2 separate regions of the Homo sapiens genome follow, and region 2 is linked to region 1. A link is a loop called in an ENCODE intact Hi-C map of the cell type or tissue named here. Cell type or tissue: Calu3. All regions are shown on one strand. Each heading gives the region's core, and the rest is flanking DNA. Links, peaks and the distances in the headings are about the cores only.

Evidence for each region. Peaks named below come from ENCODE experiments on the same cell type or tissue, not always from the same donor. Only the 100,000 strongest peaks of a DNase experiment are listed, where the experiment ranks them.
Region 2: a loop joins it to region 1, with 4 times the contacts of the local background. A loop is called at or near these places in 13 of 110 quality-filtered maps.

What each region holds. Positions count from the first base shown.
Region 1 is chr11:77,021,669-77,032,575 of GRCh38, forward strand. ACER3 (alkaline ceramidase 3) reads left to right here. Exons shown (of 11, transcript NM_018367.7): 11 at 1-5,129. The region is part of intron 1 of ACER3-AS1 (ACER antisense RNA 1); the gene reads right to left. Among named protein-coding and RNA genes, the nearest start is that of B3GNT6, 7.3 kb to the right of the region's middle. RefSeq lists a silencer at 3,272-3,321. In Calu3, for the core only: no CTCF peak of the experiment used is centred there; DNase peaks (open chromatin) are centred at 5,843 and 8,283.
Region 2 is chr11:76,804,553-76,815,459 of GRCh38, forward strand. LOC124902720 (a long non-coding RNA gene) reads right to left here. Exons shown (of 3, transcript XR_007062789.1): 3 at 8,149-8,232. Among named protein-coding and RNA genes, the nearest start is that of TSKU, 27 kb to the left of the region's middle. RefSeq lists enhancers at 2,813-2,862, 2,943-2,992, 5,914-6,003. In Calu3, for the core only: CTCF peaks have their summits at 3,020 (motif pointing right), 5,877 (motif pointing right) and 6,082; DNase peaks (open chromatin) are centred at 3,059 and 5,849.

The DNA of each region.
Region 1 (10,907 bases), core at 1,510-9,509:
TCCTGAGCTACAGTTTCAAAAGGAAAATCATTTTTTTCTTATGCAAAGATGGTAAAACACTGTTGTCATTTTTTCCAGTATTCAATAAGTAGCCTTTGTACAAATTTAAAACCAAAAACTATTCTGTTGTTTTTCTTCACCTACTAGCCTTAGTTTTTAACCAAGTATCCAAGGATGTCAACTTGACATCCTTCCCTTAGCATGCCAACAAGCCATTAGACTGATTCTTCCACCTATTTTTATGAACCTCCAGGAAGAAAAACACTTGCCAAAACATTAAGAGAACTTTGATTCTGCCTTAAGAGGGTATAAAACTAAACCATTTGAAGGCACAGCCCATAAGACTATACTTGATTTTGCCCCAAGATTCTGACTTCTGGCTACATTTCACCTGCAGTTACCTGGGCTATCGGCCGTGATACATTTTTTAATTCATTTGTTTTCCACCATTATATTTTTATACTTTTCAGTTAGATATACTTCTGCATAAAGAGTATATATACAGTGTAGGATAAAGGCATATCGTACATGGCAATGCTGTTAAACATGGTAAGACTGAGGTTCTGCAGGATTAAAGTCAGATTAAGGGTACAGAAAGCACACCTTGATACTGAGGCCATTTAGAGCAATTTGTTTAATGAGTGGTTCAGCCATCACCACCAGTGGCCACCTGTTCAATAAAATTGCCTAGCACCACAGTGGAGAGTCATCTACACCCCAAGGTGAGCTGTAAGACTGGCCAATTCTTTGAAGACCTTTTTTTCTGTTGGGAGAATGGAAAGCAGAAAGGGAAGCCAGGCTCTTTAATGTTCCAAGTCAGCTGTGCCTCACACAAGGCTCTCTTTTTAGCTACTAAGTAACATACTCAAGACTTTGTATCTGTGCAGCATTTTATGGAAATCACTGGTGACCTATAGGATATTACTAAATTATTTCAATAGCTTTATTTTTTTCCTACTTGGATTCTAGGTGGACATTACAGAGTTGAATTCCTCACTACCCCCTCCCGCTGTCATTTGTTTTATTGGAAAACTTCATGTTAACTAGAGTGTACAAAAAGTCTGTTTCCTGCTGAGCCAATAGTGATTTGTTTGCATATCACCTAATGTGAAAAGTGCTCATCTGTGAACTCTACAGCAAATTATATTTTAGAAAATACTTTGTGAGGCCGGGCATGGTGGCAGAGCGAGACTCCGTCTCAAAAAAAAAAAAAAAAAAAAAAAAGAAAAGAAAAGAAAATATAAGGATGTAAAAGAAGCAATTTGCTTGCACATCTGAATATCCTTCTTGTGCCTCCATTTTCACTCTTGAAAACTGAAAGCAATTTGACTTTTATTTTTGTTTTTCTAAAGAACAGCTAGGTGAAAGGAGGTTAAGCTGATTGTCACTCTGCCTGCCCACTACCTACTCCCCACCATGGTGTTTCATGAAACATCCCCACCACCTGAAGTGATCTTTTTAATCCTTGTGATAGTAAATGCATTGATAATTAACAGGAAAAACATGTTTTTAAATAATCTACAAATGAGAACCCAAATAGTAGTGTTTTGTTTGACAGAAGTAAATCAAATATTATGGTTTAAATATAATGCAAAATTTCAGGACAGTTAATTTGGACTTCCCTTACCCTAAGAGGGTTTTTCTTATAATAAGGAGAAGAGGTGTGGTTCAAAGAAAATTAAGAGACAAAACCTTCAGGTACATAATGCATGAAAATCTTTAAATGCCTGCAAAAATTAAGTTCTGTTATAATACCAGCCAATTCTGAATTAGCCAATGCCCTAAAAGCATCTAACAATTTAAGGTTATCTTATGAGTCCTATGAAAACAATTATTTGTTGCTAAATTTGAGTTTTAGCTACCAACGCCATGTTTACGTGACAAGAAATTGTTTTGGCCCTGTGGTTTATGACGTGCTGCTGGATAAGCATTTATGTAAAACTGAGTATTTCAAAGAGAACCATTTACAATTGGAATTTCCACCTGTGTGGCTGTTTGCAGACCTACCTCTGTCTTCCATTTTGCATCCTGTCAGTGCTATAATTAGTTTGATCACTTTGTCTTGTTTTTCAGTGTCTACAATTATAGCTTATTCACTATGTTCTAACTATTTAAAAATAATGGGCCGGGCGCGGTGGCTCATGCCTGTAATCCCAGCACTTTGGGAGGCCGAGGTGAGCAGATCACAAGGTCAGGAGATCGAGACCATCCTGGCTAACACAGTGAAACCCCGTCTCTACTAAAAATACAAAAAAATTAGTCGGGCATGGTGGCGGGCGCCTGTAGTCCCAGCTACTCGGGAGGCTGAGGCAGGAGAATGGCGTGAACCTGGGAGGCAGAGCTTGCAGTGAGCCAAGATTGTGCCACTGCACTCCAGCCTGGGCAACAGAGCGAGACTCTGTCTCAAAAAAAAAAAAAAAAAAAAAAAAAAAAGACTAAAATTTGATTTAAAGTAGTTAAACCCCTTTATGGAAGGAGCTGCAAAATGAAAAAAAAAAAAAAAAGGAATCATGTCATCTTGACCCAGCTGACTGGAAATTTTCAATACTGTCTTTTAACTGTTGTACTCCAGCCAGCCTGGGCAACAGAGTGAGACCCTGTCTCAAAAAAAAAAAAAAAAAAAAAAAAAAAAAGAATTAGGAAATACTTGTTAAAATATCTAACTACGTAATTGCTACATGGGGGAGCTGCTGGTGTTGTTGAGGTCCTTGGGAGCATTCCACTGGACTTCACCATTTCTCCAAAATTATCAGCCCAGTCAGCTTCATATACCCAGATATGGACACTTCTACACGTGAAATTCAAACTGAAGATAAAACTCTGACTTTGGAGTATAAACTTTTGCCTTGAGTATGAAACCTTGACATTGCTGAAAGAAAAGTGGAAACTGTAAGGGACAACAAGTTTCACCAAGGCACAGTCTTCTCTGATAGGCCAGCAGAGCAGCTAAGGAGAAGACAGATCATTCAAGAACTTAAGTCGTTTGTTAGCTACAGCATTTCCATTGCTGTGATACACATTCAGCCATTTTGGAGGAAAGCTAAGCAGGTTCTGACCACCCATTTTCATGTACTTTAAATAACAAATATTATTTCTCAAGGTCTTCATTTTATCATTAAATTCAGCTAATTACTACCTGATTTCAAAGGCAGCTAGTGTAGAAGACTGGTCACAAGAATTTTTTTTTAAATAGAAAACCCTAAAATGCAAATCAAGAAATTCAGTTACAGGCTGCAAGTGACCTAAAATTCCCCTACTCTAGCTCAGCAGCCATCAGTCAGTATAGCATCAGCCACAGGTCACTGCTCTGCATACAGTTCCTTTTCAACCCTTACAAGACCTGCTTCATTGCTTTAAAAATGTAGTGTTGATACTTGAACTGAATTTAGTCATTGGTAACTTAAATATTCACAAAATTGTCATAAAGCTTCTGAAACATCTGGCAATGCCAGATCTGTAATCATCACTTTTAAATTGAATTTGCAGAATTAACTCTAAAGTTGCAGCAACCATATTTATTAGAGAAATCTTTAAGCATATACATATGGTTCCCTATAAGCATTCATTCAGAGATCATCTGTGCCTAAAAGAAAATGATAAAAATGTGTCATAATATCAAAGGGGTCTAGATCAGGGGTTGGTAAACTACAACCCATGGGCCAAATTCAGGCTGCGTTGTATGGCCTGCAAGGTAAGAATGGTTATTTTATTTTATTTTATTCTTTATATATATATATATATATTTATTTATTTTTTTGAGACAGAGTCTCTCTCTGTCACCCACGCTGGAGTGCAGTGGCAGGATCTCAACTCATTGCAACCTCCGCCTCCCAAGGTTCAAGCGATTCTCCTGCCTCAGCCTCCCGAGTAGCTGGGACTACAGGCACATGCCACCATGCCACCATGCCTGGCTGATTTTTGTATTTTTAGTAGAGCTGGGTTGGCCAGGCTGGTCTTGAACTCCTGACCTCAAGTGATTCACCTGCCTTGGCCTCCCAAAGTCCTGGAATTACAGGCGTGAGCTACCGTGCCCAGCTGGTTTTTACATTTTAAAAACGTTTAGAGAAAGAAGAATATGCAACAGAAACTGTATGTAGCCTGCAAAGCCTAAAATGTTTACTCTCTGGCTTGGGAGTTTGTCTCCCCTGCTCTAGACTGTCAGCAAGTGGTACAGTGGTACAGTACAGTGGTACTGCCCAACTGCACTTCTCTGCAAGGTGATTCTAGTGTGCACTTGTCAGAATGAAAATATGTTATTCATTTAAGACATCTCATGTCTTTGAATGTAATCACATGATTTGTATTTAATATTTACATGACCTAATTATTTTTTCACGTCAGTTTTTCTAGATTGGCAATAGCCTGTTGCAAAGTGCCTAAACCTTTGAGAAAAATTACTATGAGCAAGGTCCATGATTTAGTTTTCAATATAAAGGGAATTCCATTCTATACTGTAAAATCCAAAAATGCTAGTTGCCCTCAGCTTTTGAGTTGACTTCCAGAAAGTTGAGATCTTTTGACCATTTTTTCTCATGTCATATAAAATGTGCCACATGGTAGTTGTCAAGCTGTGGTAGTCATGTACACTTTTTTTCTTTTTTTTAACTTTCTAAAAGGAAAAGTTCAAAGTCCTTTCCACAGTTAGTCTTCGCTTCTTTTGGATTTTTCTTTTTAGAGCTAAATTATTCATACCAATGAATAAGTGAGTCTGTTCTAAGATATAGGGGCCATTATCTATTTTTGCTTAATGGACTCATGTGGCATTGTTCACTATCATGCCTTTCCATACTTGTAATATTTCTGAGTCACTTATTAATGTGACCAACAGATAAACTGTTCAAGCTAATACAGCATTTCCTAACTTCATAGTTGTCGCAGATGTTTGTTCTAGTAGCGATTATTTAATAAACATACATTGTACTGAATCTTACTAGCAACTAACTATTTTCAGGTAATCTCAGTCTGCTTATTCACTTTTTCCATTTGATTTGCTAATGCCACAATCATTTTTCTAGAAAATAGTAGGATAATGTATTTTTTCCTGTCTGCTATAATGGAGACTATATTTCTGCATTCATTACCTCTCATAGGTGAAAATATTAAATTAAATAATATTGTTTTGAATAAGACTACTGGTAGTGTTTCATCCCTGATTTATATTTTTAAAATCTATACATTCATATAAAGGCAGGGCTACCGTGTGTAATTATAGAGTTTACGTACTACACAAAGGCACCCAGTTGAGAGAGGAAGGAGGGTGAATGAGAGGCTGAAATCTAGCCTGTGCTCAGCCTGCCAAAGATAGGGTTACATCTCAGAGGACACATCTTTTCCCAGTTTGCTTAAGCTGGCAGTATAGGCCAGCAGCAAGCCTCTTCATGGAAATGACATCCAGTCATTATCCTGGGAATTCTTTGTCACTGGGCTCCTAACACTGTACTGCAGTACCTTTCTACTCCAAACCTGAGTATGTTACAAGGTTAAAAGCTAATAATTTTTTAATTAAACATTTATATCTTTAAATACTCAGTATCTTCAACTTTAGGAGCTGTGAAGTAAACACGAACCATCCAGCTTCACACAATGAAGAGGGACAGATCAGGAACAGAAAAAATGGTCCTGCATAAGCCATGTGTGTCTGTGGTTTATAACTTTTAACTGAAGTACCATCTACAAGATATAAAACAAATTAGAATTTCCCATAACTCACCTAGTTCCTCAAACCACAGCTTTTCAAATATTAGCTTTCTTAGCCAAGCCTGCTGGAATGGGTGGTTTTAGTCATTGCTGACCATATGGTTGATTCTTCAGCTAGTCCCTCCTTTGTGTGTCAGGGTGGGGCAGCCTTGCCTGGATGAACAGATGGATGCTAGCAAGAGGCGAAACAGGAATCTTTACCTGACAAAACACAGACATGAGTGTGCAAAGCCATTTGGGCTGTGCTTTGTGAAGGGAATGGCTGAAAAGGAGTTTGGATGGCTTTATTTCACCCTGAACAGTACACACCCGCCTAAGAAAGGCATCTGTCATTTGATTTAGCAAATTTTATGAACTTACTCTGGGCTTCTCTCTAGTGCAGTTCTGGGGTGGCCTTTTCAGCTCTTTTTTTCTTTCTTTCGCCCTGGACTGGAATGCAGTCTAACTCAAGTGGGTCTTCTTAGGTGACAGAGAAAACACGACCTGTCTCACTTGACAGGGTGGCCTAGTCCCAAAGTAAGGCTTGATTCTCAAAGGAAATGAGAAAGCAGAAAATGGGGGGATCCATTTATTGAGCCCTACTATGTGCCATCCATTCAATAAACTGGAAGGTCTGTTTTAGGTGCTAGGAGTACAATGAAAAATAAGACAGATACCTGCCCTCATGGCACTTAGTGTCTCAAAAGTAATTTTGCCAATTACATTTGGGATGAGTGTCATGAGGAAGGGTATAGAGAGTTCTCGGAGGGAATACGAGGGAGCTGGAGTAGGGAAGACATCCCTGAAGATGAATATCTACACCAAGAACTGAAGAACGAGAGGTATTAAGGAAAGTAGGGGAAAGGCCCTTTACAGCACAGGGAGCCAGAGGTGAGTTTCTGGAGAGATGGACTGGAATGACATCACATAGGGCTTTGAAAGCCATCTTACAAATTTGAATTTGGTTGTCCTGGTGCGGTGGCTCATGCCTGTAATCCCAACACTTTGGAAGACCAAGGTGGGAGGACTGCTTGAGGCCAGGAGTTCAAGACCAGCCTGGGCAACACAACGAGACCCCATCTCTACAAAAAAAATTTAAGTAGCCAGGTGTGGTGGCACTCACCTGTAGTTCCAGCTACTCAGGAGGCTGAGGTGGGAGGATCGCTTGAATCCAGGAGTTCCAGGCTGCAGTGAGCTTAAATCAACTGCACTCCAGCCTGGACAATAGAAACATCACCTTTGAAAGAAAAAAAAAGAATTTGAATTTGGAAAGCTCTGGAAAAGATGGAGGATGGATTAAAGGGAGCCAGTATGGATGTAGGGATACTAGATAGAGGAAGAATGGTGGATAGTGGCAGTGGAGATACGAACTCCAATATATCAGAGGTACATGGGAAGAAGGTTTAGGGTATTATAGAGTACACTTGGGATTTGCAGAGTTTGTAGACTGTGTGAGACATCCTGGCAGAGAGCTTAAAGATAATAAATGTCGATCTGGAGCTCAGCTGAGAGATCTGGGCTGAAGATGTAAATTTAAGAATGATGGGTCCGGGCACGGTGGCTCACGCCTGCAATCCCGGCACTTTGAGAGGCCAAGGTGGGTGGATCACGAGGTCAGGAGTTCGAGACCAGCCTGACCAACATGGCGAAACCCCGTCTCTACTAAAAAAAAAATACAAAAATTAGCCAGGCATGGTGGCACGCGCCTATAATCCCAGCTACTCGGGAGGCTGAGGAAGGAGAATCGCTTGAACCCCAGAGGTGGAGGTTGCAGTGAGCTATCATGCCACTGTACTCCAGCTTGGGCAACAGAGCAAGACTCCATCTCAAAAAAAAAAAAAAAAAAAGAATCATGGACACACATATTAATTGAAATGGAAATGGATGAGATCAGGGAAGAAAAGAGGGTCTCAGACTGAGTCCTAGAGGGTCTCAGACTGAGTCCTAGAAACCAAACCATTTAAGGATTAGGTAGAGGAATTTTTAAAGACAGAGCATCTCAAACCAAAGAGAATCACCAGACACTTGGAAAGGAAGCCTATTTGAAGGCCTGGGTTCTAGTTCCTCAAAGTCTGGATGTCCATGGCTGGGCTGGAGGCACAGTGGCTGTCAGCAGAGAGAGCTACATGGCTGAGGGGTAGAAGGCAATAACTCTCACAAGACACTGCATTGAAACAGCAGGCTCCAAGCTGGAGCCCACTGGCATTAACCCTGAGAGGGTACTTACTGTTAGAAAAGTTATCTCCTTTTGGGGCATCTGAAGACCTAGCTTAGGATCCTGGTCCTCCACTGAAAAGCTGTGTTGTTGTGGCCAAGTCACAACTAAATTTTGGGTTCTATATCTGTTAAATGCAGGATTGTCTTAGGGGTTAGCACCACGGTGTAGTATGAATCTAATCATAACAGTTTCTGAATGGTATCTTTCCTATAAGATTGCTTGGCCTGGGCTTGTAGGGGTACCTCAAAACTGGACAGACGAGAGGAGTCAACCCCTCTTCCCTCTCTCACTGACCAGTGCAACCTGGAACAAGGGACTATCCGGCCTTCTCCCCTTCCTGGTCATCAGGTGCTGGCCTGTGCTCACAGAACCTGTTTGCCTTCGAGGTGGAGATGGGTTTTTCTGCCTTATCCCGCCCCTGTTTTTCAGACTAGGGTGTGGCAGAACATGCACTGGACTGAGACTTTTTCTGCTGATTAAAACACCCACCCATTGTAAACGGGAAGGCTGAAAAGGCGTCAGAAGTGCGTTAATTCCGTCTCTGAACAGCACATACCTTTCCAAAGCCACCCTTGGCACTCACACCCACTACATATGTCTCACTAAGTTCCTCCCTGGCCATTCCAGAAACCTCCTGGAGAGGTCAGAGCTGTTTGTCTTAAAGTCTGTTCATTTTATTCCAATAATCTTACCCCCATTTAACTTTCTCTCCACTTCAAATCTTTCCCAAATTTCCCGAAAGATGTATCTGCCAAGGAGAAAAGATAAGTTTTTAGGGGGCTTGAAGAAAAGTTAACAAAATTCATTTAGTCATTCAGTCCACCTGCTCTGGACTCTCATGAGTGGGGCACAGACAGGGAGGAAAGTGGTCATGTCCCTCCCTGGGGCTGCTCTCTTGCCCTCATTTGTTCTCAGATTTAATTAGTACCCCCAGCTCCTTATTTAGTCCTTCTCCCACCATGAAGTTGCCTGTGAGTCTTAGGGCTTTCCTAATCCTCTAGCTGTATCTCACCATCCCCATCAGAAACCTGCACTCGGTCCCTCCCCTTCTCTCTCTCTTCCTCCCACCTCTTTCCCCCTTCATTCTTCTCATCCAGGCACCTCCCCCAGGTAAATTAGTAAGAGGGACGAGGAGCCTGAGAGATGAGAGATGAACATTCTCACAGAATGTCCACTAAGTCACCAAGCTATGAGGATGCTGTTTGGAATGAAACTATTCACGTTTCTCTATTACCGTTAAGGTAGCTACTGTCTCCAGCAGGTTCCATGGCAAGGAAGGTGTGTTTCCCTTCCACCTCAGCCTCCCTTCCTGAGATTACGAGGATCCTAAACAGTTGACCACTCTTTGGGGGTGTGTTGCCCCTTGAGCCAGGCATGCTGTCCCTGTGACCTGGGGTCTTAGTAGTGGTCAGGACTGTATCGGCTATAAATGACGAAGTCCTGGTGTCCAGCCAGAGTGAGGCAGCCAGGACAGTGTAGCTCTACCTCCATCTCACTACTGAGAGACATGAGCTATCACGCTCTAGGACAGCAGCATTCCTCCCGAGTAACAGTCAGAAAGGGGTGATCCGACATTGGGCTCTCTGTGTCAGTGAGTGGAGACAGGGGAAAGGATCTAACTGTCCAGCCCTAGCCGCTGGTGGAGTCACTTCACCGGAGTCCCACAGCGCCTCCCAAGAGTCAGGGCTGCTGCCGCCAGCACCTCCTTTGCTGCATTCCTTGCTGTGGTCGCTCCTGGTCCCCATCCCGACCCCTCAGATGTCAATTAGGGCACCCTGGAAAGAGAAGCAGCTGCCTGTGAATCCAGTATGCTGGAGGTCACTCCCAAAGTTTTTCCAGTAACAATTTGTAAGGTCAAAACAATAGGGGGCTACTTGATACCACCAAGAGTTTGTCAGGCAAACATTGAGAAAGAGAGAGAGAAGAGAGAGAGAGAGAGAGATCTTCCTATTTAGATACCTAGAAATGCTAGCCATTCTAAAATTTTTACTTAAAAGGAGAAAAAATGGACTGGTTATTTGGCAGTCGGGGCCATCCCAGAGAGCGCCTCCTTCCTAGAGACAGTGGGTCCCTTTCCTCCTTCCTCTTATCAACCAGAGGCTGAAATTAACACCCACAGCTTCTGCTGGCTAAAAGCCTCAAAAACAACAACAACAAAAATCAAACAAGAGAGACTAATGCTTTAGGCAGCTACAACTCCAAGAAAAGCAGAGAAACCTTATTTATTTATTTATTTATTTATTTATTTATTTATTTAACTCTGTTGACCAGGCCGGAGTGCAGTGGTGCTATCGTGGCTCACTGCAGCCTCAATCTTCCAGAATCAAGCAACCCTCCCACCTCAGCCTCCCAAATAGCTGGGACTGCAGGTGTGCATCACAACACCTGACTGATTTTTTTTTTTTTTTTTTTTTTTTTTGGTAGAGAAGAGGTTTTACTATGTTGCCCAGGCTGGTTGCAAACTACTGGGCTCAAGCAATTCACCCACTTGAGCTTCCTAAAGTGCTGGGATTATAGGTGTGAGCCACCATGACCAGCCTAGAACTTTAAACTTTAGGTACTGAGCAAACACCAAATCTAGGAAACATAATGCTAGCCTTAGATTACTTATTGATTTATGAACAAACCCCTAGATACAGAGGAAAATAAAAGGTATGTATAAATTATATATAAATAAATGTATATAATTTAAATATAAACTACATATAAAATAATGTATGTAAATAAATTATATACATATTTTAAAATAAATATAATAAATAGGCTGGGTGTGGGGGCTCACACCTGTAATCCCAACACTTTGGGAGGCTGAGGTGGGTGGATCACCTGAGGTCATGAGATTGAGACTGGCCTGGCCAACATGGAGAAACCCCATCTCTGCTAAAAATACAAAAATATTAGCTGGGTGTGGTGGTACATGCTTGTAATCCCAGCTACTCAGGAGGCTGAGGCAGGAGAATGGCTTGAACCCAGGAGGCGGAAGTTGCAGTGAGCCAAGATCAAGCCACTGCAC
Region 2 (10,907 bases), core at 1,437-9,436, 220 kb before region 1:
CACTGTCTTGTTTTTTGTTGTTGTTGTTTGCTTGTTTTTTGAGATGGAGTCTTGCTCTGGCACCAGGCTGGAGAGCAGTGGCACGATCTGGGCTCACTGCAACCTCCGCCTCCTGGGTTCAAGTGATTCTTCTGCCTCAGCCTCCTGAGTAGCTGGGACTACAGGAACGTGACACCAAGCCCAACTAATTTTTGTATTTTTAGTAGAGACGGGGTTTCACCATGTTGGCCAGGATGGTCTGGATCTCTTGACCTTGTGATCTACCCGCCTCAGCCTCCCAAAGTGCTGGGATTATAGGCGTGAGCCACTGTGCCCGGATTTTTTTTTTTTTTTTAAAGACAGAGTTTGCTCTTCTTTCCCAGGCTGGAGTGCAATGGCATGATTTCAGCTCAATGCTACCTCTGCCTCCGGGGTTCAAGCGATTCTCCTGTTTCAGCCTCCCAAGTAGCTGAGATTACAGGCACCCGCCACCACACCCGGCTATTTCTGTATTTTTAGTAGAGATGGGGGTTTCACCATGTTGGCCAGGCTGGTCTCGAACTCCTGACCTCAGGTGATCCACCCGCTTCAGCCTCCCAAAGTGCTGGGATTACAGGCATGAGCCACCACGCCAGGCTCACTGTCCTGTTTCCATCGGACCAAGGGACTCCCAAGAGGGGAACTGAGGCTAAATGAGGCCAGTCACTGTGTGGGGGCAGGTGGAAGCTGCTCAGAGGGGAGGAGGTGGAGGGGACAGACCAGCACTCCCAGAGGACCCTGGGAAAGGTGTAGCTTTTGGGCGCTTCCCGCAGACTGTGGGCAAAGTCATACTTAGTGCAAGCTTTAAATACTCTCCCCACACACAGACACAAACACTGTCATTCCTGGACTTGCCCCACCCACCGGTAACATTCGACATCCTGCTCAGACACGTGAGGCTGGTGGGGAGGGGACAGAATGGGTGCATGCTGGGCATGTGGGAGTGAGTCTGGATTCTAAACAGACCTCAGAAGTGACTACACAGACATCCTTTGCTAACATGTTCTAAAGAAGGGTGACCTCAAGGATAGAGGAGGAGAGGGGGAGGAATGAATGCTTCCCTGTCCTCGCACCCACCAGCCTGATTAGCTCCCACTCATCCCTCCTACCTCAGCTGCCATGCCACCTCTTCTGGGAAGCCCTCCCTAACCACCTCCCCTCATCCTACGACAGGCAAAGTTAGACGTTCCTCCTCTGTGCCAGCCCAGTACCTGGTCTTGCCTTCAGAGTGATGCTCATCATATTTACTTTGTGTTTATTTTTCCAGCTTCCACTCATCCCCAGAGGCAGGAACTGTTCCTGCCTTGCTCCCCACAGGGTCCATATCACCTAGGCTGGTGCCCAGCACATAGTTGGTTGTCGATTCATATCTGTAGGATTAATAAATGGGTCTGTTATATCCGTTTTACTGATGGTGAAATGAAGGACCAGAGAGAGTAAGTGGCCTTTCCAAGGCTTCACAGCAAGCTTGTGGAAGAAACCACCAAGAAACCAGCTCTTGAGACTTCCAGCATTTGTTCCAGTTCCTCTGCAAGGGAAACCCCCATTCCCTGCTCTCTCTTTTTCCCCTCCTCACAGGCAGCAGGTATGTGCACAGACAGGCCTGGAGCTGGGCTAGGGTAGGAGTCCCCTGTGAGGCTCCACCTCTGCCTCTCCAGCTCCTTGGCCGGGACCCACTTCTGCTCCAACTCTTGCTGGCCATTAAGTCTGTGCCCCGCCTCACTCAGCCCGCCGCAGCCCCACTGCCTGTGGAGAGGTGAGTCCCACCTCTCTGAGCCTGCTCCCTTCCCCAGCCATAAGACGAATCAGCCTAGGAGATTCTGAGGCTCCTTCAGCCAGGAGGGCCTGTGATGCCCTGTGAAGACGGAAGAGGCTGGGGCCAGCTCCATGCTGCCTGCAGCGTGGCTCAAAGCACAAGCCTTCACCAAACATCAGAAAGGCCCAGAAATCTCATTTTTTCCCAAATGTTCCAGAATTTGACTTCAATGTCACATACTTTTAAAACTTCCCCGTGTGTGGGGAGAGGGTAGGGAGTCTTAGTTTTCAGTTTTTCAAAACAAGCAAATCCAGATGATCTTACTGCATAATCAGGTTTGGGCCACACTTTAAAGTTGACATGGATCTTCCATTTCATACCACACCTCATTTGCTCTGTGCAGCCTTCCTGTGAGGACAGCAGGGCAGGGCTTAGAATCAGCCCATTTCACAGTCAAGGAAAACGATGTCCAGACAGTAGGTGGCAGGGCCTGGGACTTACACTCAGAGGCCCTGTCCCAAATTATGTCTGCTTCCTGCTCTCCACAGAGTGATTTGAGTTGAAAGGAGAAAAAAAAGAAAGAAAAAGAAAGAAAGAAAGAAATTAAGGAAGGAGTGGGAAGGAAGGAAGGAAAGGAGAGGGAAGGGAGGGAAGGAGGGAAGGAAGGGAGGGAAGGAGGGAAGGAATGAAGGAAGGAAGGAAGGAAGGAAGGAAGGAAGGAAGGACAGAGAGAGAGAGAAGGAAGAAAAGAAAGAAGAAAAAAAGGTTGCGTATAATAACTTGATTGGTAGACCTGCCGGAGGAGCCTGCTTAGCCCTGGCAGGAGGCTAAGTCATTTGGTGGGAAGCCCTTTCTCTAGGGGATGGGGTGAGAGATGACAAGAATAATAAAACTCTGAGACAAAGCCAACAGCATGCTGAGTGACTCAAAGGATTAGGGCAGCCCAGGGAGTAGGCCCCTGGGTCTCAGCGTGCAGGATTTGTCCCCACATACACGTGAAAGCCATGTGTTTGGCAGAGACACCACAGTCCTAGCCATGGGGCATCCAGAGATGGACTAGAGCCAGCCCTGGCCCCAGTGGCTTTCCATCCCATGGGAGAGTCGAATGACTGCAATACAAGGTGAAAAGTGACTGCATAGGCAGGGCACGAGCTTGAGTTCCCATCTGACAAGAGGGGCAAACTAGGTGAAAACTTGCAAGAATGGAGTTGCGGGCGGAGTGTGTTGCAGGTCTCCAACTTGTCACGGAGTTTGTGCCCACCAGAGGGCGCTGCCTTAGACACTCCCGTTCCTTTCTCCGCCCGCCCATTGCTCCCTTTCTCCCTGCCCTGTGCCGGGCTTGTCGCTCTATACACAGGCCGGGGGTTAGAGGGGTCCCCACAAGAGGAAAGCGAAGGGCAAGCTCAGACGCAGAAGTCTGATGAGCAGCGGTTTTCAGCAGCCACCAAGGACTCCACTTTCACATCTTCCCCTCCGATAAAAGAACTTTCAACCTGGTGTTTTATAGAATTTAAAAAATAATGTTTATTCAGCAGGCCGGGCCTGGTGGCTCATGCCTGTAATCCCAGAACTTCTGGAGGCTGAGATGGGAGAATTGCTTTAGTCCAGGAGTTCGAGACCAGCCCGGACAACATAGTGAGACCCTGTCTCTAAAATAAATAAATAAATATTTTTTAAAAAGTAAAATAAAATTCAATAAATAGTTTAGAGGGTCTCCTGTGTCCAGACCCAAAGACAAGTACTGGGGAAAGAGCCATGACCACAGACCACCTTGGTCCCTGCTGTCATGGAGGTGGTCATCTACGGGGAGGGCCAACAGTAAATGGGTGCCTGGGCATCTAAGTAAGTGAGGAGATGGTGAATGCTACAAAGAGGGCAAATTGGAGCACAGTAGAGGTGACGGGGGTGCCGGCAGAGGTAACGCGGTTGGGTGCTACTCTCACGTTTGAGCTGAGACTTAAAAGAAGGGAGGAAGCCAACCCTGCGGGGACCTGAGGAACCTTTTCCAAGGGAGGAAATCTCGGTGCAAAGACCTCAAGGAGTGAGTGAGCTTGGCACACTCAGGAAGGACGCGAGGCTGGCCGGGGCTTGATGGGAGAATTGAGGGCAGCGAGGCTGGCTGGATAGACCACTGTCAGTGCTGCGGATTTTACTCCAGTCACAGCAGGAAGCCAATTAGAGGCCTTTAGACAGAGGTGACACAGGCTCTGGGGACACTTTACAAAGATTGCCCTGGCTGTGAGTGCCAGAGCAGAAGCAGAGAGATCCATTAGGAAGTCCTTGCCATAAACCAGGAAGGAGATGAGAGTGACTTGATGGTAGCAGTGGAGATAGGAAGAAATGTAGGAATTTGGGTCTGTTTTAAAATAAAAATAAAACTTGCCGATGAAATGACAGGTTATTCGGTGCCAGGCGCTGAGATGTACACTTTGTGTGTATTGACTTATTCATTCTCGCTATATATAAAGCTGTTTTACAGAGGAGAAAATGGAAGCTCAGGGAGGTTAAGTAATTTGCCCAAGGTCCCATAGCCGATAAGTGACAGATTCTACATTTTAAAAACGAGTCTGTCGATTCCAGAGCCCACAAACAGACTGCTCAATGCAGAGAATGGGAAGCAAAAGATTAGACATACAGAATCAGAAATGGAATCCCAGAGTGCTAGTCCAACAACTTTGACGCAGGCTTCAGCCCAGACCAGAGACTTGTCTCAACTGTTTGGTTGTTCTCTTGGCCAAGGACAGCTGCCCTGGGATCCAAAAGCTCATCAGAGAAAGCTCCCAAGAGCTCAAGTCTGCATTCTTCCCCTCCTTGGGTAACCCACTCATGGTCACCCAGCCAGTTTAAATCCTGGGTCCTCTGACCTTCCTGTCCAGGCCTCCTCCCTATCCCCACAGAGCCCGCTCAGCACAGGGTAAGACCAAGAACATCACGTGGCCACTGCTCACGTCAGATGAGAGCATGGCATATTCCCCTCCTGAGTTCTTGGCTTTTTAACACGGACCTCAGAGCTTTAACTAAAAGTATTTGACTATGCATCCAGGTGCTGTGGCTCATGCCTGTAATCCCAGCACTTTAGGAGACCGAGGCCAGTGGATCACTTGAGATCGGGAATTCAAGAGCAGCCTGGCCAACATGGTGAAACCCCATCTCTACTAAAAGAACAAAAAATACAAAAAAAAATAGCAAGCCTGTAATCCCAGCTATTTGGGAGACTGAGGCAGGAGAATTGCTTGAACCCAGGAGGCAGAGAGAGGCTGCAGTGAGCTGAGATCACACCACTGCACTCCAGCCTGGGCGACAGAGGGAGACTCCATCTCAAAAAATAAAAAATAAAAATAAAAAAAATTGGCCGGGCGCGGTGGCTCACGCCTGTAATCCCAGCACTTTGGGAGGCTGAGGCGGGCAGATCACAAGGTCAGGAGATCAAGACCATCCTGGCTAACACGGTGAAACCCCATCTCTACTAAAAATACAAAAAATTAGCCGGGTGTGGTGGTGGATGCCTGTAGTCCCAGCTACTCGGGAGGCTGAGGCAGGAGAATGGCATGAACCCGGGAGGCGGAGCTTGCAGTAAGCCGAGATCGCGCCACTGCACTCCAGCCTGGGCAACAGAACGAGACTCTGTCTCAAAAACAAACAAAAAAATTGATTATGTGGAGGCACCCAGGCATAAAGGTAGGTCAGCAGGGAAGGTATTTTGCTCCTCAAATTGGGGTGGCAGAGAGCTGGGGTACCTTGAATTCAATCATTCCTACCATGTTCAAGCTGCGTCACAGAAGCGTGGGACATGAACACTGTTTACAACCCATTTCTAACAAGCTCAGAGCCTGCTGAAAGAGTTACCAAGGTAATCAGCTGGAGCCCCCGTCACAGGGCCTGGCACACTGAGGGGTTCCTTCCTCCGCTCCCTGAGGCTGGGGTTCAGGGAGCACATCCCAGGACATGACGCCGTGTCGGTTTTGACTGGTCAGTACTGGTGCGATGCTAGTGTCAGTCCTTTGGCTTTCTCTGCCCGCTACATGTTAGGTCTAATCCATCCCAAGTTAGGATTGGGTCATTATTTCATTGGCACTCAGCAGGGGGCGCTGATAAAACAATTTAATTCAAAGTGTAGCCAGAAATTATGGAGGAAAAGAAACTAAAAGTAACAATCATAAAATGAGTAATTCCTGTCTACCTGAATGGCATGTAATGTTTCAAAGCAACTGGATGTCCCAGATATGTTTGATCTTCACAAAAACCTAGTGAGGAAGTTGCATTGTTAACACTGTCCGCTCTCCGCTCCCTGTAAAAATGAGGACAGAGAGGAAAGGAGAACCCTGTCCCTGCTCCTTGGCCTGGTGAGAGTGGGTCACTGGGAAGACACCAGGAAGGAGGCCAGGAGGCAGGAGTGTTACTGGTAGAGGGTGTGCAGGTTCTTGGCATCTTGAACAGAGAATTGGACAAAACGCACAAAGCAAAGAAAAAGAATGAAGCAACAAAAGCAGAGATTTATTGAAAACAAAAGTACACACCACACAGGGTGGGAGTGGCCCAAGCATAGGGGTTGAAGAGCCCCATTACAGAATTTCCTGGGGTCTAAATACCCTCTAGAGGTTTCCATTGGATACTCGGTGTATGCCCTATGTAAATGGAGAGGATATTCCCTGTCATAGCTGAAGTGTTTCCATTTGATTCACTTCTAGGAAGTCCAGCATGAATTGGCCTTAGGTTCCCTGCCTCCAGACCATATTCTCCTGCCTTATTTCTCCCCTGAGAGATGTGACCCCATAAATCTTTATAGAAGGCAGAGGAACGGATGGTCTTTCTTCTTTAACTACTTTATGCTGGCTTAGGGCATAGTCCCTACCTATTGGGGATCATGGAACGCTAGCCCTGCTCTGTTTAGTGGAGGGAGGATAGTTCCTTGATGGCCGGGGGTGGTCTCTTCACTTGGAACTGGCTGGAACCCATGTTGCATGATCATCTGAAGCTTGATGGTCTCTGAGTAAGAGGAAATGAATTTGGTTAAAAGATTTAATGGGAACTTCAGGGGCTGGGTACCTTTGCTGTCAGGAATGTTTGTTATAGAGATTTGCAGGAGAATAACAAAACCTGGTCTGTGATCTGTTCTAGGATCTATGTGTTTCCTTAAAGTCTTAACATGAGCGACTCCATTTTGGTTTGGTTTGGTCTGTTGGGGCCTAGTGCATGAGCTCAGTTCAAAACAATGGCCTCCCATAATTTTGTTTAAAAAAAATTACCCCTTTTTGGTCACGTTCTCACCTAGGTGAGAACGTGACCAAAACTTACGGCCTTAGCACCACTCTCAGTTACCATCATTTTGGGTTTCTAGTCTCAGAACATCATTCATAGGTTATGGTGTCCTCATGGTCACACATTTCTTTCAGCTCTTGTCATTCCAGTTGAAGAGAGACCATCTGACATTCTAGAGATGGCTGCATGCAAATATTTAAAATGTCTGAGAGAATACAGTGCACCAGGGAGACTATTATCATGACTATTGGGAGGATAATACCAAGAGTTTGGAGTATGCTCCTTACCCAGGGTCCCCATAAACCAAACCTCCTAAAATTAAATAGATTAAAGAATGAGCTACGTAAAGAGTCTACTCACTTAACTAAGCAGGGTCTTCGTTAATCTGCTACAACTGAATCTCTATAATACCCAATGTTTTTTCCATAGGCCATGAGGGCCAGCAGCTTCACAGATACTTCTCTGTTCAGCCAATTCGATCATAACCTTCACAAGAGAACTTAAAGTCTGTTGTGTAACTGTAGCCTTTACAGTAGAATTTGCTATAGAGCCTATCTTGAGGGATACATTTCTAATCATTGCTTATTTTACTCCAAACCATGGAAAAGGACCTAACTAATGATGCCCTTCTAGAAGAGTGAAGGCCTCCTGACAATGTTCTCTTTAACCTATGATGTGCATTAAGAGGAGTGAACCAATGTTCTGTTTCTGACTGATTGTGAGGCAATGTATGTACCATTAAGGTTTCTCACCTACATTGGGCCTCCATCTTTTATCTATCAAAGTACAAGGTTATCCATGTATAAGACTAGCTGCAAACTCCTTCACAAATAAAAGTATACCCCATAAGTGCACATAACAGACCCCTTTTCCACTTCTATTATTCGTAGTGGCATAGGCAAGGAAAAAAATATTCAAAGATAAGGATCTCATGATAGTTGAGAAGTCTTGATTCATGATCCTGGGAAAAGCTGTTCACATCAAGTATGCCATCTTATTCTGGGGAGAAACTTCCCTAGTTAGCTTTACCTTAAGGATTCCAATGGATATACAGTTCCAAGAATGTGGAGGGACCCTTCTCAGTTGTGAGATTATAAACCCAAAGTTCAAGGTCCCAAAATTTTGCTGTAGTGTGGATGGCAAGGACAGTCTTTCTCTGATGTTCTCAGAAGATCCAAACCATAAAAAGCTTTCTTTACCTGGTGAAAATATACCATAGCATAATAATCTACTGTTATAACATCAGCCCTCTTGCATCGGAAAGCTTTTATACAACCAGAAAACATGCATTGAAAATAACAATTGAGGCAGGGTGCAGTGGCTCATGCCTGTAATCCCTACACTTTGGGAGGCTGAGGTGGGCCAGTCACTTGAGGCCAGGAGTTCGAGACCAGCCTGGCCAACATGGTGAAACCCCATCTCTACTAAAAATACAAAAATTAGCTGGGTGTGGTGGCACGTGCCTGTAATCCCAGCTACTCAGGAGGCTGAGGCAGGAGAATCCCTTGAGCCTGGGAGGCAGAGGTTGCAGTGAGCTGAGATCATGCCACTGCACTCCAGTCTGGGTGGCAGAGAGAGACTCCCCAAAAAAAAAAAGAAAAAAGAAAATAACAATTGAAAGAAATTCCTTTATAAAATGTTTAAATGGCCCATCAGGTGACCAAATGTACCTGAAGCTTTGATTGTTTTCCCAGAAATATGGGACCAAACATTGGTTATAAACTATTTTAGCAATGTATAAGTCACCACACCAATATATTCAATTTGGATCATTTTATCTTTTCCATGATGAGTTGTGGAATGCAGAACTTTTAATAATAAAACCTTGAAGGACTCAAGAAGGACAAGGTGGTCATCCTGGTTCTCCATGAGTCCATGCTTAATTAACATTAGACTTATATCCTCTTGAATACCAGTTGTTTCTTCAAATTATTTGAATAGCACTGGTAACTGATGGGTTATCATAAGTAATTTGACTTAGACCATGGAGTTCATTCAAATTGTATATCTAAACAATTTCAGTATCAGCTGGTTTAACATGAAAATCTGACAAAATATTTTCTTAGTATTTAATTAATTTTTTGTTCTACTTGGATTAGTAGCTTTATACAAGGAAATTTAGTTATTTCTGTGGTTTACAATCAGTTAACATAATAACCATAATTATGATTGATAGCATATACTCAGACATATTAGAATTTTGGAAATCCCATACAATTTTGGAACATATATTAATATTTCACACACAGAATTTTTTATAAGATTTATTTTTTAAAAACCTTCCACAACTTGTTCAAACCTTTAGATTTATCTTAACTTAAAACAATTCTTTAACACTTGGCAAAAAAAAAAAATCCACATTCCCATGCCTTCTTATAATCTTTTACCAATAACACATTTTACTCTTCTTACACACCTTGCATGTAAAACAGTTTCTTCAGTAGTCTTGATTACATGTTACAATGTTAACTCTTTGCAACTTTACTTTTAGTGAAAACCTTGGTAAGTTTAGGATTTTTTTTTTTTTTTTGGGACAGTGTCTCGCTCTGTCACCCAGGTTGGAATGCAGTGGCATGATCTTGGCTCTGACTGCCAGGTTCACGCCATTCTCCTGCCTCAGCCTCCTGAGTAGCTGGGACTACAGGCACCCGCCATGACGCCCAGCTAATGTTTTGTATTTTTAGTAGAGACGAGGTTTCATCATGTTAGCCAGGATGGTCTCAATCTCCTGACCTCGTGATCCACCTGCCTCAGCCTCCCAAAGTGCTGGGATTACAGGCATCAGCCACTGCGCCCGGCCAAGTTTAGGATTTTAATTATGTACAAGGTGTGGAGCCTAGGACCCACACAGAAGTGCAAATAAAGTCTGACTTCTTCCAGTGTCTAACTCCACATGTCCCAGGTCTTACCTAGCTGTAAAGCAGGCAGGTTGTACAATTAAGAGTCATGGTGTCATTTTATGAAGCATTTAGGTGGCCTAATCACCTTTAAATAGTACATTTCTTGCATAAATTCTCTTTCATAAATTCTTTCATGACATACACAGACGATGTATGACATGCTTGGACTTTCTGATTTGTCCTAAACATTCCTCTTTTAAACAACCAATTATTTTACTTTAGGACAAAAATTTACCATATAAGATCCTTTCGTATGTAAAATATCTTTTCTTTATAACCTTCTTTGCATAGCTAGGGGGCATGGCTAATTTCACACATCCCCAGGCCTTATCTAGAATCTAATGCTCCAAAATAAATTGAACAATTTTTAAAAGTCAAAGAAGCAGTTTATGACCTAAAGTATTTAGCAAACCTAGTATCTGACCTGCATAATTTAAGCCAAATGTTTACAATTTTTGAAGATATTTTTATTTTACCAATAATCTTTAAAACTGTCTTTGTTCCCAAAGATTACTTAAGTCACATGAACTAAATAAAAGGCATTGGATGGCCGGGTGCTGTGGCTTATGCCTGTAATCCCAGCACTTTGGGAGGCTGAGGAGGGTGGATCACCTGAGGTCAGGAGTTCAAGACCAGCCTGACCAATATGGTGAAAGCTCATCTCTACTAAAAATACAAAATTAGCCAGGCGTGGTGGCTCATGCCTGTAGTCCCAGCTACTCAAGAGGCTGAGACAGGAGAATCACTTGAACCTGGGAGGCAGAGAGAGGTTGCAGTGACCGGGATCATGCCACTGCACTCCAGCCTGGCGACAGAGAGAGACTCCATCTCAAAAATAAAATAAAATTTTTAAAAAGGCATTACACTTTCTACTTTTCTGACAAAATATTTAAGCTCTTATATCAGGGGAACCCGCCCCCAGTATTTCAATGTAGGTTCTTTCTATTTTCCCTAAGTGTTGGCTGGTCTGAGAA